3 separate regions of the Homo sapiens genome follow, and all the other regions are linked to region 1. A link is a contact called in ENCODE Hi-C or POLR2A ChIA-PET data. All regions are on one chromosome and are shown on one strand. The core of a region is the stretch at or near the end of the contact, and the rest is flanking DNA. Distances in the headings are between cores, read along the strand shown. Region 1 holds the start of PSMD8 (proteasome 26S subunit, non-ATPase 8). Region 2 holds the start of LIN37 (lin-37 DREAM MuvB core complex component). Region 3 holds the start of ACTMAP (actin maturation protease).

Region 1 (5,101 bases), core at 818-3,317:
GCTGGGATTACAGGCATGAGCCACCTGGCCTGGCCATATCAACGTGGTATTTTGTTTATTTGTGTCTTTTTCTTTTTTTTTTTGAGATGGAGTTTTGCTCGTTGCCTAGGCTGGAGTGCAATGGTGCGATCTTGGCTCACTGCAACCTCCACCTCCCAAGTTCAAGTGATTCTCCTGCCTCAGCCTCCCGAGTGAGTAACTGGGATTGCAGGCACCCGCCACCATACCTGGATAGATAATTTTTTGTATAGTAGAGACGGAGTTTCACCATGTTGGCTAGGCTGGTCTCAAACTCCTGACCTCAGGTGATCCATCCACTTCAGCCTCCCAAAGTGCTGAGATTACAGACTTGAGCCACCACACCCGGCCATCATTTTTGTTTAAAACATTTTTTACCACCACAACTTCTTTCACATATTAATTTACTCATTAATTCAACACATATATAATTTCTTTCTTTTTCTTTTTTTCTTTTTTCTTTTTTTTTTTTTGAGCACAGTCTCGCTCTGTCACCCAGGCAGGAGTGCAATGGCGATCTCAGTTCACTGCAACCTCTGCCTCCCGGGTTCAAGTGCTTCTCCTGCCTCAGCCTCCCAAGTAGCTGTACTACAGATGTGCACCACCACGCCCGGCAAATTTTTGGTATTTTTACATTTATTTATTTATTTTCTCTGAGACAGAGTCTCACTCTGTCACCCAGGCTGGAGTGCAGCGGCACAATCTCAGCTCACTACAAGCTGACCTCCTGGGTTTAAGCGATTCTCCTGCCTCGGGCTCCTGAGTATCTGGGATTACAGGTGTGTGCCACCACGCACAGCTGGTTTTTTTGTTTTTTTTTTTTGGTATTTGCAGTACAGATGGGGTTTCGCCATGTTGGCCAGGTTGGTCTCGAACTCCTGACCTCAAGTGATCTATCTGCCTCGGCTTCCCAAAGTGCTGGGATTACAGGCATGAGCCACCATGCCTGGCCAACAAATATTTATTGACTGTCTACTAATATTTGCCAAGCACTGAGATACTGGGAATTCAGTAGTGAAGGAAATCGTCCTGCCTTCATGGAGATGACATTCTAAATGGTGGAGACGGAGAGTGAAAGTCGGGTTTGAGAAAAACGTGCTGCCCAGGCGCAGTGGCTCACACCTCTAATCCCAACACTTTGCGAGGTCAAGGCAGGAATATCGCTTGAGCTCAGGAGTTCGAGACCAGCCTGGGCAGTATAATGAGACTCTGTCTCTATAAAAAATTTAATTTTTTTTAAAAAGAGAGAAAAAGCGATGTTGAATGTGCAGATGTAATATCAATCAGTGGAGGAAGAAGTTGGTATAAGAAGTTGTGAATACTGGCCAGGCAAGGTGGCTCATGCCTGTAATCCCAGCATTTCGGGAGGCCAGGGCCCAGGGAATCGCCTGAGTTCAGGAGTTGGAGACCAGCCTGACCAACATCTACTAAAAATACTAAAATTACGTCTCTACTAAAAATACGAAAATTAGCCAGGCGTGGTGGCACATGCTTGTAATCCCAGCTACTTGGGAAGCTGGGGCAGAAGAATCACTTGTACCCAGGAGGCGGAGGATGCAGTGAGCCAAGATTGCTCCATTGCACTCCAGCCTGGACAACAAGAGCTAAACTCCGTCTCAAAAAAAAAAAATTGTGAATCCTCCACTTACACATGACATTGAAAGCCATAGAGCTGGATGAGTTTTGTAACTAGTTAGTTCATATAAGCTTGGGAAAAAAATGTGGAAGGATGCATTGAAAAAGACTGGAGAGGGAGCCCCAGGTACACATCCTAGCTGTTAGTCCTTTGGAAGGTTACCCAGCCTCTCAGTCTGTCTATAAAATGAGAATAACACAGCTCTCCAAATGGCACGACACCCGCTACCTTTTGGCTTGGAGACGCTGCCCCGAAGGCGGAACCTCCAGGACAGCTACGTAGCGTCCCGAGCACTCAGACTGAAGCCAGGGCAGCCATGTTCATTATTGGAACCGTGAGGTGGGTAGGGGGGGTGGTGTTGAGACAGCTGTCATTTTCAGTTAGGGCAAAAGCCAACTTCCGGTCACCATCTTGAGTGACGACAGAGGCGGAGCTCCAACTGACATGTTCATTAAGGGCAGGGCTCCGAGGGCGCCACCTCGAGAGCGACGGCGGGCTACCCGGGGCGGGCTGAGGCAGGTTGTAGCCCCGCCCCGGGCCTTGGGCTCCACCTCTCGGCCCCACTTCCGCCGGGCAAGCGTTTGTAGGCGGCGCTGCCGTAAATCAGGCGGTCTGCTTGCCGCATCACGCAAGATGGCGGCCGCGGCGGTGAACGGGGCGGCAGGCTTCTCGAGCTCCGGGCCCGCGGCAACCTCGGGCGCTGTTCTGCAGGCCGCGACCGGCATGTACGAGCAACTCAAGGGCGAGTGGAACCGTAAAAGCCCCAATCTTAGCAAGTGCGGGGAAGAGCTGGGTCGACTCAAGGTAAAGTCGGCAGGCCCAGGAAACCGAGTGTTGCGGGCGTGGGAGGCGCTACGAGGTGTCTGGACCCAACCAAGTCCCGGGCCGCGGAAGCCACCTCGGTGCCAGCGAGACTGAGGCGGGCTGGGGGATCCGATGGGGTGAAAGATTTGGAACAGCCAAAGTGGGGGCTCGGAGGGCGTCAAGAAGCGAGAGAGGGACAGGGAGCGTTGATGGTCACGCCTGTAATCGCAGCGCTTTGGGAGGCCGAGGCGGGGGAGCGTCGCTTGAGCCCAGGAGTTCAAGATCAGCCTGAGCAACATAGCGAGACTCTGTCTCTACATTTTTTTTTTAAGTGAGAGATGACTGGAATGGACCCACGCGGGGGTGGTGGGGGAATGATTGGAAGACTTATGGCAGAACTGAGTGAGGGGTTAGATTTTTGGTGCGTGGAGGCTTAACTGGTCGGAGTGGCAGGATTGGGATTCGGGCTTTTCCTGATGGTGGATTCCAGGCAAGACCAAGTGGGAAGTGAGGACTGCCCGGAGTGATAAAAGAATGAGGCTGAAAAGGTGGGCTGTGTAGAGGGTGTGTGGTTAAGACCAGGCTGGGTTAGGATCTGAGAGATCTGGGGCTTAGGCTCGCATCTGTTGGGAGAGGGGGCAGCCTAGTTGTGAAGGCAGGACTGAACCTAGAAGAAATATTCTTACAAGTAGAGAACAAGAATACGGGGCCCAGAGTGCTTCAGACCAAACATCTGTTGGGAGGGAGTGTAAATCCAGTGGCTTGGAACAAGCTGCTGAGCCTGCTAAGGAAAGATGTATGGGCTGAACTGTGGGGGGAGATTTGGACCTCCCCCTCCCAGATATAGATTTTGGGGATAGCCCAGCTACCCCTTCCCCAATAGATTGTGGGGAAGATGGGCCAAGAATGGAATGTACTCCTGTCCCCACCGCCGCGTGATTCCACTGGGTCAGGCACTGAGTGTCCCTCCTTGTTTCCCCAGTGGGGCTATTAATAATTGTAATGTGATGTAATCTTAAATGGGCATGTGTTGCGTGCTCAGGCCCTGTTCTGAGTGCTTTATGAGAAAGCATTCCTCATGAGTCTGGATGATGGTTAGCTCCATTTTCCAAGTGGGAAGACCAGAGCGTAGAGCAGGTAAGTCATCTGTATTTGAATTCCCTTCTTTTCTTTCTTCCCTCCCTCCCCTCCCCATCAGCTAGTTCTTCTGGAGCTCAACTTCTTGCCAACCACAGGGACCAAGCTGACCAAACAGCAGCTAATTCTGGCCCGTGAGTGTCACTGGGGTTGGTTGGGGGTGATAATCTGGGGGTCATGGCAGGAATGGTAGCACTGGTGGTTGGGGAAGAGACCTCAGTCACCTCCTGAGAGCTCACTCTGTCACCCACAGGTGACATACTGGAGATCGGGGCCCAATGGAGCATCCTACGCAAGGACATCCCCTCCTTCGAGCGCTACATGGCCCAGCTCAAATGCTACTACTTTGATTACAAGTGAGAATGGGCCCTGCCCCCAACTGGGGGGGTGGTTGCATGGAAGCTCCTTTATTTCTGGAGCTCTGGCTGCTTGGGTCCTCTTCCTTCATCTGGGAACTCCTCCTGGCTTAGTTCTCTCCTCAGTGGTGCAGGGTCAGGGCTTGGCTTGGAGGTCCTGAGACTTGGCTTGACTAGTCAGTCTCCCCCTACCCATTCCCACATTGCACCCCCTCTGCCCAGTGGGGCTGCCATCACCTTTCACGTGTCCTGGCCCCAGCCTTGCCCCTCTGACTCAAACCCCTGTGGCAGCCAGTAGGATCATGTGACACTAAAATTTGACACTGTCCATACCCCGCTCAGAACCTGCCGTGGCTCTTCATGGTCCTCAGGCACAAGACCAAGTTCTTTCCTGTGGCTTCCAATGCAGTTCCAGCTCACACCCCTCTGCCTGTGCCTGCTCATCCCAGCCCTTTCTCTCACTGGACTGTGAGCTTTCTAAAGGCAGAGCTTGGAACTGTCTCAGTTACTGCTATGTCCCTAGCACTGCCTACCACAGGGCCAGGCCCAGAACAGGGACTCACTGGATATGTGTTGAATATAAAACTGAATGATACCTGCACAGATTAATGATTGGGAATTTGACATCAGACAAATCTGGCTTTGAAACATCCAGCCGCTTCCTGATTATGAGGTCTTGGGCAAATGACTTTACCTCTCTCAGTTTCCCTGTTAAAGTAGGGAGTGGTGATTCTTTTATTTATTTATTTTTGGAGACAGGGTCTTGCTGTGTTGCCCAGGCTGGAGTGCAGTGGTGCAGTCATGGCTCACCACAGCCTTGACCTCCTGGGCTCAAGCGGTACTCCTACCTTAGCCTCTCAAGTAGCTAGGGCTACAGGTGCACACCACCACTCCTGGCTCTTTTATTTTAATTTTTTGTAGAGATGGGGGTCTCGCTTTGTTGCCCAGGCTGGTCTCGAACTCCTGGCCACAAGTGATCCTCCTGCCTTGGGCTCCCAGAGTGTTGGGATTACAGGTGTTGAGTCATTGCATCTGACTCCAATAACTTTTTTTTTTTTTGAGACGGAGTTTCACTCTTGTTGCCCAGGCTGGAGTGCAATGGTGCAATCTCGGCTCACCACAACCTCTGCCTCCCGGGTTCAAGCTATTC
Region 2 (5,101 bases), core at 1,097-3,596, 2.6 Mb before region 1:
GATGGTTGAGGAATCAGATTCCTGGATCCCAAAGAGGAGCCAGATTCCTGAGTCCCTGACAACAGAAATCTCCATTTGAACTTGGGTGTGGGAGAGTTTCTTCCAAATAGATCTCGGTGGGAGTTGGAGAAGATCTTCATTGCCTTATGAGGTTTTGGGGTTTGTTTGTTTGTTTTTCTTTCTCCCTAGGGGGGTTTGCTTTCCTGCCTTTTCTCTGGTTGGTCAACATCTTCTGGTTCTTCCGAGAGGCCTTCCTTGTCCCAGCCTACACAGAACAGAGCCAAATCAAAGGCTGTGAGTCTAGAGCACAGAGGAGGGAGGCCAGTGGCAGGGGAGAGGGGGAAGCGGGGAATCTTGGTGGGAAGGGACAATGGAGGATCCAAAATGTTGGGGCTCTGGGTGAGAAGGGAAGGCTGGTCTAGGGAAGTCTGGAGAGCAGCCGGAGGCCAACCCTTCCAGCTTCTGTTTCCCATGACAGATGTCTGGCGCTCAGCTGTGGGCTTCCTCTTCTGGGTGATAGTGCTCACCTCCTGGATCACCATCTTCCAGATCTACCGGCCCCGCTGGGGTGCCCTTGGGGACTACCTCTCCTTCACCATACCCCTGGGCACCCCCTGACAACTTCTGCACATACTGGGGCCCTGCTTATTCTCCCAGGACAGGCTCCTTAAAGCAGAGGAGCCTGTCCTGGGAGCCCCTTCTCAAACTCCTAAGACTTGTTTTCATGTCCCACGTTCTCTGCTGACATCCCCCAATAAAGGACCCTAACTTTCGATACTGACTTCCTGGGATCTTTTAGAGGTTGAGGCATAAATGATTATTAATATTTAAAAACATCTGTTGAGAGCTTTGTACGAGGCTTAGTATTTAGACATGATGTACATTTTTTACAGTGCATACTACTCATAATCTTCTGAACTAGGAACTTTCCTGCTCAGGAAACTATTAGATGAGAAACTAAGAAAGGAATAGTGCTTCCATTTCTTTTTCTTTTTTCTTTTTTTTTTTTTTTTTTGAGACAGAGTCTTGCTCTGTCAGCCAGGCTGGAGTGCAGTGGTAGGATCGGCCTAGTGCTTCCATTTCTAGGGGCTGTTATCCTGTACTGGTAGTCGTGAATTCAAAAATATAACTTTCCTACTGTGGGCTGCAGTATTCTCATCAGAAGTGTAGATCACGATGCTACTTCCTGGGATTTATCTGGACCAAGACGTGTGACAAATGGAAGTTTCCCGTTTTCTGAAGGAAGTGTTGTCTGCAAAAATAAAAATAGTCAAGAGCTTTCTCAGAGAATCCTTCCTTGACCATCCATCTTATTTAAAATTCAATCACCACCTTGATATTCCTATGTCCCTTTCAGGCTACACTTTTTTTGTGGGTTTTTTTTTTGGGGGGGGAGAGGGGTTTGTTGTTGTTGTCTGTTTGTTTTTCTAGATGGAGTCTTGCTCTGTCACCCAGGCTGGAGTGCAGAGGTCCGATCTCGGCTCACTGCAACCTCCGCCTCCCGGGTTCAAGCGATTCTCCTGCCTCAAACTCTCGAATAGCTGGGATTACAGGCGCATGCCACCATGCCCGGCTAATTTTTGTATTTTTAGTAAAGACTGGGTTTCACCATGTTGGCCAGGCTGGTCTCGAACTCCTGGTCACAGGTGATCTGCCTGCCTAGGCCTCCCAAAGAGCTGGGATTTACAGGCGTGAGCCACCATGCCCCGCCCAGATCATATTCTTTCTCCTATTACATTTCACTTAAAATTTACTTGTTTACTGTTTATCTTCCCTCCTTTAAAAGATAAGCTCCATTAGCGCAGGGATTTTTGTCTATTCTGTTCCTCAAGGTGTCTCCAATGCCTAGAAGAGTGCCCGACACACTAATAAATATTTGCAAAATGAATGAAGTTGTACCTGCAAAGAGATTAACAGATACCTGGCACCTAGCGAGTGCTCAGTGAGAGGGAACCCAACGTTATTTTACATTAGTCTTCCTCTTAGGGATGAAGGGACCCCAACGGTTGGTTAAATCCGGTAAAGAGCTAACTTGGTGTTGCTCAACCCTTCTCACACTACAAGTCCCGGGAAGCCTCGCGATGCCCTAATCCTTTGTTTCCCACCGTGCCCCGCGCGGCGCAGGCGCTGTTACTCAGGGTGAGTCTGGGAAGCTGGAACTACACCTCCCAGGAAGCTAGGGGGTAGATGGTTTGTTTCCGGAAGCAAAGCCCCAGGTGGGTGGGACCTAAAGCTGGGAGACTACGGAGGCAGCTCTCAATTGGTCAGGATGCGAGATTGACGGCTGCAATAACTAATAGGAACAAGCTACTGCCGAAGGGGCCCGCCCACAGAAGGGTGGTGGCCACGGTCCAGGCTGGACACAACCAAAGGCGGAGGACCCGTGGCCCACGAAGCTCATCTTTGAACTGTCCCCGCCTTCTCCCGCCTTGACTTGTGACCCTAGGCCCTTTGGGGCGCCTCTGACCCAGCTAGCCAGATCCCGGACCCAAACCATGTTCCCTGTGAAGGTGAAAGTGGAGAAATCAGGTGAGGACCCTGACGTCGGGGGCCTGTCGGGACCATCGGGTTGACAGGGTGTGGAGTCCCGGTGGAAGGGAGTATCGCGGAAAGGGGACTGCACGACTTTTCCCTGAAGCCCACCTGACAATCGCTGTATCAGGCAGCGAGCGTTGCCTGCCACCTTCACACCCTCCCGGTGTGCGCTTGAAGTCGCTTTGAGATTGAATGGGGTGGCTCGGGCAATGACGTGCGTGGTAGGACATGGGGAATCCTGAGCCGGTAACTCTGAGAAGGGCCCTTTTCTTTCCTCTTTTTTTTAATTTAAATTTTTAAAATATTTAAATAGAGACGGAGTATCGCTATATTGCCCAGGCTGGTCTCGAACTCCTGGTCTCAAGCGATCCTCCCGCCTTAGCCTCCCAAAGTGCTGAGATTACAGGCGTGAGTCCCCGCGCCCAGCCGAGAAGTTCTCTTTTCTTGGCTTCCCCTCAGTTTCCCCATTTCCAGCAGTGATCAGAGTCACACATCTTGCTGTGAGCCTGAAGTACAGGCACTCTTAATCCTCACAGTCACTATATTCCAGTAATCCTAGAAAATAGGAACTGTGGTCAATGGGTGAAGCTTAGAAAGAGGAGAGAATTTTGGGTTGGGGCGGAGCTGACCGGATCCCAGGCCTGGCATGGTAAGGGCAGTGGGAGGGGTGCAGAATTTAGACAGAAAGATAATAGTAAAATGATGTAGGATGTCCCATGGCAAAAGTGTTATTAAAACAAAGTGGGAGGCTGGGTGCGGTGGCTCACACCTGTAATCCCAACACTTTGGGAGGCCGAGGCTGGCAGATCACTTGAGGTCAGGAGTTTGAGACCAGCCTGGGCAACATAGCGAAACGCTGTCTCTATAAAAAATACAAAAAAAAAAAAAAAATTAGCCAGGTGTGGTGGCACAAGCCTGTAGTCCCAGCTACTCAGGAGGCTGAGGCAGGAGGATCGCTGGAGCCGGGGAGGCGGAGGTTGCAGTGAGCTGAGATCACACCACTGCACTCCAGCCTGGGTGATAGATTGAGACCCTGTCTCAAAAAAAAAAAAAAAGAAAGGAAAAGAAAAGAAAGAAAGAAAAGAGAAGTGGGTGTGACCACAAATGATGGTGAGGGAAGGTGTACACCTGTGAGTGCCAGGCTGAGGAGTGCAGACTCCACCCCTGGGTGCTGTGGAGTCATGGAAGTTTCCAAGCAAGGGAAGATCAGGGTCAGGTTTGTTATTTTTCAGGAAGATTCCCCTGGCTGCCTTGTGGAGGGTGTATCAGAAGGGGGACACTGAGGCAGGGAGCCAAGGGGGAGCAAAGGACAGGACCAGGATGGGTAGAGTAGGGAGGAGGTGGGTGGGAGAGACACTCGGGAGGCCTAGTGGACAGGCCATGGGGTTGGTGGGCTGGGTAGGGGAGGGAGAGGGGTATCCATGGTGAGGTACAGGGAGGGACTTGGGGACAGTGAGGCGACCCTTGAGAGGGAGGCTTCAGGCCCAAGTCGGGGGTTCAGGAGAGAGGCTGGGCCTGAGGAGAGTTGTGGACGTGATCCGTACCCTCTGCATCTGCCCAAGGCTTTGCTGCAATCTCAGCTACTCCCTTCCCCACCCTCACTCTGTCTCTCCTCTGAGCTATGTTTGAATCCCTGTGTCTCCTGGGCTTCTCAGGAAGTCCCTGGACTGGTCAGGCAAGTTCCCAGGTGTCCCCTCCAGGCTCTGAGCACTAGAGCCAGAGCTCCCACCAGTCAGAAAGGCAGAGCAAACACCTCTCAAAGGTAGGAGGACAGCGTAACATCATCACTTCCTCAAGTTCTGTGATGACGGGAGGCAGCCACAGGCTAACTGGGCAGGAAGGTGGGCCTAGATCTCATTTCCCGAGGGGGAAAAAAAAGCCCAAACAGGATGTTTTAGGTGAAATCTCCCAATTTTGGCTGGGTGCGGTGGCTTCTGCCTGTAATCCAGCACTTTGGGAGGCTGAGGCAGGTGGATCATGAGGTCAGGAGTTTGAGATCAGCCTGGTCAATATGGTGAAACCCTGTCTGTACTAAAAATAGAAAAAATTAGTTGACCATGGTGGCACGCGCCTGTAGTCCCAGTTCTTTGGGAGGCTGAGGCAGGAGAATCACTTGTACTCAGGAGGCAGAGGTTGCAGTGAGCCGAGATCACGCCACTGCACTCCAGCCTGGGAGACAGAGCAAGACTCCGTCTCAAAAAAAAGAAAAGAAAGAAATCTCCCAATTTTTAAATGTCAGCTCATTCAGATTGAATTCAGATTTAAAATTATACCACTGTTGGCCGGGCATGGTGGCTCACGCCTGTAAGCACTTTGGGAGCCTGAGGCCAGCAGATCACTGAGGTCAGGAGTTTGAGACCAGCCTGGTCAACGTGGTAAGACCCCATCTCTACTAAAAATACAAAAATTAGCCAGGCGTGGTGGCGGGCGCCTGTAATCCCAGCTATTTGGGAGGCTGAGGCAGGAGAATCACTTGAACCTGGGAGGTGGAGGTTGCAGTGAGCCAAGATTATGCCACTGCATTCCAGCCTGGGTGACAGAGCAAGACTCCGTCTCACAAAACAGA
Region 3 (2,500 bases), core at 1-2,500, 2.4 Mb after region 1:
GTGATCCACCCGCCTCGGCCTCCCAAAGTGCTGGGATTACATGCATGAGCCAAAGCACCCGGACTGGACTGGGCACTTGTGAGGACAGCTTTCTTCATTGCTGGAGGCACACCACCATGGAAGAGATCTAGGTGGGGGACCTAAGTAGTCAGCCTGTTTGATCTTGAGGACACGGGAACCCCCCCCCCACCCCAAGAGATCTGTGAAGTGTCTAGGGCAGAGCCTGGGTGGTGGGTGGGGCATGGAGACCCTACCGGTCCTTGTGTAGTTTCAGAAGCCTCTTCACATCTTCTCTGCCCTTGGGGACCGGGCCGGCCTTATCAAAGGCCTCCTTCAGGAGCTGGCTCTTCTCCAGGCCGAAGACATGACGGGGAGCAGGCCCTGTGGCAGCGGGTGGAGGAGGCAGTGGGAGCGGTGGGGGAACAGGGGTCTGCTGACTCCAGGGAGGGGATGGTAAAGCTGAAAAGTCCAGGGGACTTGGGGGTAGAGGAGGAGATGGAATGCTGCTGGCTTGGGGTACAGGGGTTTTTGGAGGAGAAATTGGTGGTTTTAGGGGAGGAGAGCATGGAGAAGTCATTTTGGGGTCTACAGGAGGTGTTGAGAGGTTCAGAAAGCGGGGAGGGAAGGATCCTCCAACGGAGAACGGTCTCAGGGATGGAGATTTTAAAGGTTTAAGAGCTGAGTTCCAGAATCTGGGGACTGAGCAGTGGGTGTGAAAGGACCAGGGCTAATATTTGAAACCACGGGAGCAGGAATTGCGAGGCTGACTCAAGTCATAAGGCACCTGACGGTTAACAGGGTGGGGTCCTTAAATCCGGAACCGGATCTGTGGTACCGGTTGGGTTACCTCGGGAGTCTTAGGTGGAGAGTTAGTAGGAGTTAACTCATTCTTTGGGGCTGGATGTGGAAACTCATGAGTGAGTTTGGGATATGAAGGCTCAGATCTAGAGTGAGGTGCCTTAAGGATGCGACTTAGGGACCCAGGGCTAAAGATTCGGAGAACTTAGGTTCAGTACCCCCTCACATCCCAGGCCCGAGTTCGGAACCTTTGAGCTGACCTTTGAGTCAGAGGTCAAGAGGTCAAAAAGGACACCTGGCAGGGAAAATGGCCTAGTTGTGGAGAAGGTCCTGGAACCAGAGCAACAAAAAACGTCTGTGGGTTGGAGAAGACTCAGAGATCAGAGGCCGGTGGGCGCCGCGATAACCACTGGAAAAAGGAAAGGAGTCAGGAAGTAAAGTGCACCTCCCACTCCCGGAAAATGGCGGCCCCCGCACACTGCCTTTCCCATATCACGTGGTATTACACGCAACAGTTCCCGCCCATTTTGCGATCACGTGACAGAAAACGCAGCTCTGGCGGGGGTAAGAGGCGGGACTCCAAAAAGGATTGCCTCCGGAAGACACCGCAGCGCGAGACGCGTACAGACTCGTGACCTTCACTGATTGGTCCGTAGACCCGGGCGCCACGGAAGGAGGTGGGCTTTCAGGGAGTGGGGCGGGGTTTTTCTACCTAGGCGGGAACCCAAATATCGTTTTGATTGGCAACAGCTGAGCCCAGAAACGAGACTTGCTCTGATTGGTCAAGCTACTGCGTTTCCGCGCGGCGATTGGCTGGCAGAAAGGCAGAGGCGGGGCCAGGAGAGAAAGCTTTGTGGTTTGGTCTCAGGGAAGTAGCAGGCGCCGGTTGAGAGAACTACGGCCCTGTCGGAAGGTAACCTCCGGTGCAAACGACCATCGGCGGCAGGCGAGCGGTACGCTTGGCGTCCGGGCCTTCCTGGGCCCGTCTGAGGAAACTTGCTGCTCGAGGCCAGGCTGCCTAGGACCTGTCCCTTTTTTCTATACTGGCTCCCACATCCGGGTTTTTTCTCCGGGACGGCCCTTCGGATGCTTGGGCCAATGGGAATCGCCATTTAGGGTGCTCCGCCCACCGGGTCGCGTAGAGCATCCTGGAAGTCGTAGTAAATCTCTCGAGAGTTCTCTCCGCACGCGGGCTGGAGAAGCGGGTCCTACGCACGCTTTGTTGTCGCGCTTTGCCTCCGTCCTTGCCCCTACTCCCGCCTTACCTGACTTCCTTTTCGGAGGAAGATCCTTGAGCAGCCGACGTTGGGACAAAGGATTTGGAGAAACCCAGGGCTAAAGTCACGTTTTTCCTCCTTTAAGACTTACCTCAACACTTCACTCCATGGCAGTTCCCGAGACCCGCCCTAACCACACTATTTATATCAACAACCTCAATGAGAAGATCAAGAAGGATGGTGAGTTCTCGGGATAGTCCGGAGTCCAGACTGTCCCGCACGGGCTGGCCCCTCTTCCGTCCCCTGCACCCGCCTCTCTTTCTAAGTGTTTGTCCAGCCAAACTTCGAGTTAACTCCTTGGCCTTTACACAAACTACTTCCTGTCTTCAACACTCCATTAGTTCATCTTACACTCTGCCCTTTAACGTGGTCACTGCTGCTCATCTTACAAGGTTTGAGGTCACAGGACCCTTCCTCCAGGAAGC

Evidence for each region. Hi-C counts contacts between places; a loop is a spot of excess contacts on that map. ChIA-PET counts read pairs that join two places held with the same protein, here RNA polymerase II (POLR2A). Pooled maps may share reads with other maps.
Region 2: a loop to region 1 is called in a map with no recorded cell type, with 15 times the contacts of the local background. The contact joins the promoter of LIN37 here to the promoter of PSMD8 in region 1. A Hi-C loop is called at or near these places in 1 of 168 maps with a recorded cell type or tissue (endothelial cell of umbilical vein), 1 of 37 single-sample maps with no recorded cell type and 5 of 50 pooled maps. POLR2A ChIA-PET finds 5 or more read pairs at or near these places in 2 of 52 experiments (activated T-cell and endothelial cell of umbilical vein).
Region 3: a pooled map shows a loop between it and region 1 (13-fold over the local background). The contact joins the promoter of ACTMAP here to the promoter of PSMD8 in region 1. A Hi-C loop is called at or near these places in 2 of 50 pooled maps. POLR2A ChIA-PET finds 5 or more read pairs at or near these places in 2 of 52 experiments (A549 and WTC11).

The regions. Positions count from the first base shown.
Region 1 is chr19:38,372,504-38,377,604 of GRCh38, forward strand. It overlaps PSMD8 (proteasome 26S subunit, non-ATPase 8), which reads left to right and starts at 2,068. Exons shown (of 7, transcript NM_002812.5): 1 at 2,068-2,458; 2 at 3,657-3,729; 3 at 3,849-3,951. The coding sequence starts at 2,099. RefSeq lists enhancers at 1,977-2,607, 2,238-2,377.
Region 2 is chr19:35,746,230-35,751,330 of GRCh38, forward strand. It overlaps LIN37 (lin-37 DREAM MuvB core complex component), which reads left to right and starts at 2,347. Exons shown (of 9, transcript NM_019104.3): 1 at 2,347-2,529. The coding sequence starts at 2,496. It overlaps PSENEN (presenilin enhancer, gamma-secretase subunit), which reads left to right. Exons shown (of 4, transcript NM_172341.4): 3 at 190-294; 4 at 479-1,290. The coding sequence ends at 618. RefSeq lists enhancers at 1,601-2,115, 2,017-2,076, 2,116-2,630, 2,477-2,596.
Region 3 is chr19:40,749,227-40,751,726 of GRCh38, forward strand. ACTMAP (actin maturation protease) reads right to left here and starts at 1,251. Exons shown (of 6, transcript NM_198476.5): 1 at 255-1,251. The coding sequence starts at 577. SNRPA (small nuclear ribonucleoprotein polypeptide A) reads left to right here and starts at 1,977. Exons shown (of 6, transcript NM_004596.5): 1 at 1,977-2,255. The coding sequence starts at 2,183. RefSeq lists enhancers at 702-1,327, 1,019-1,258, 1,799-1,868, 1,956-2,500 and silencers at 1,459-1,598, 1,863-2,045.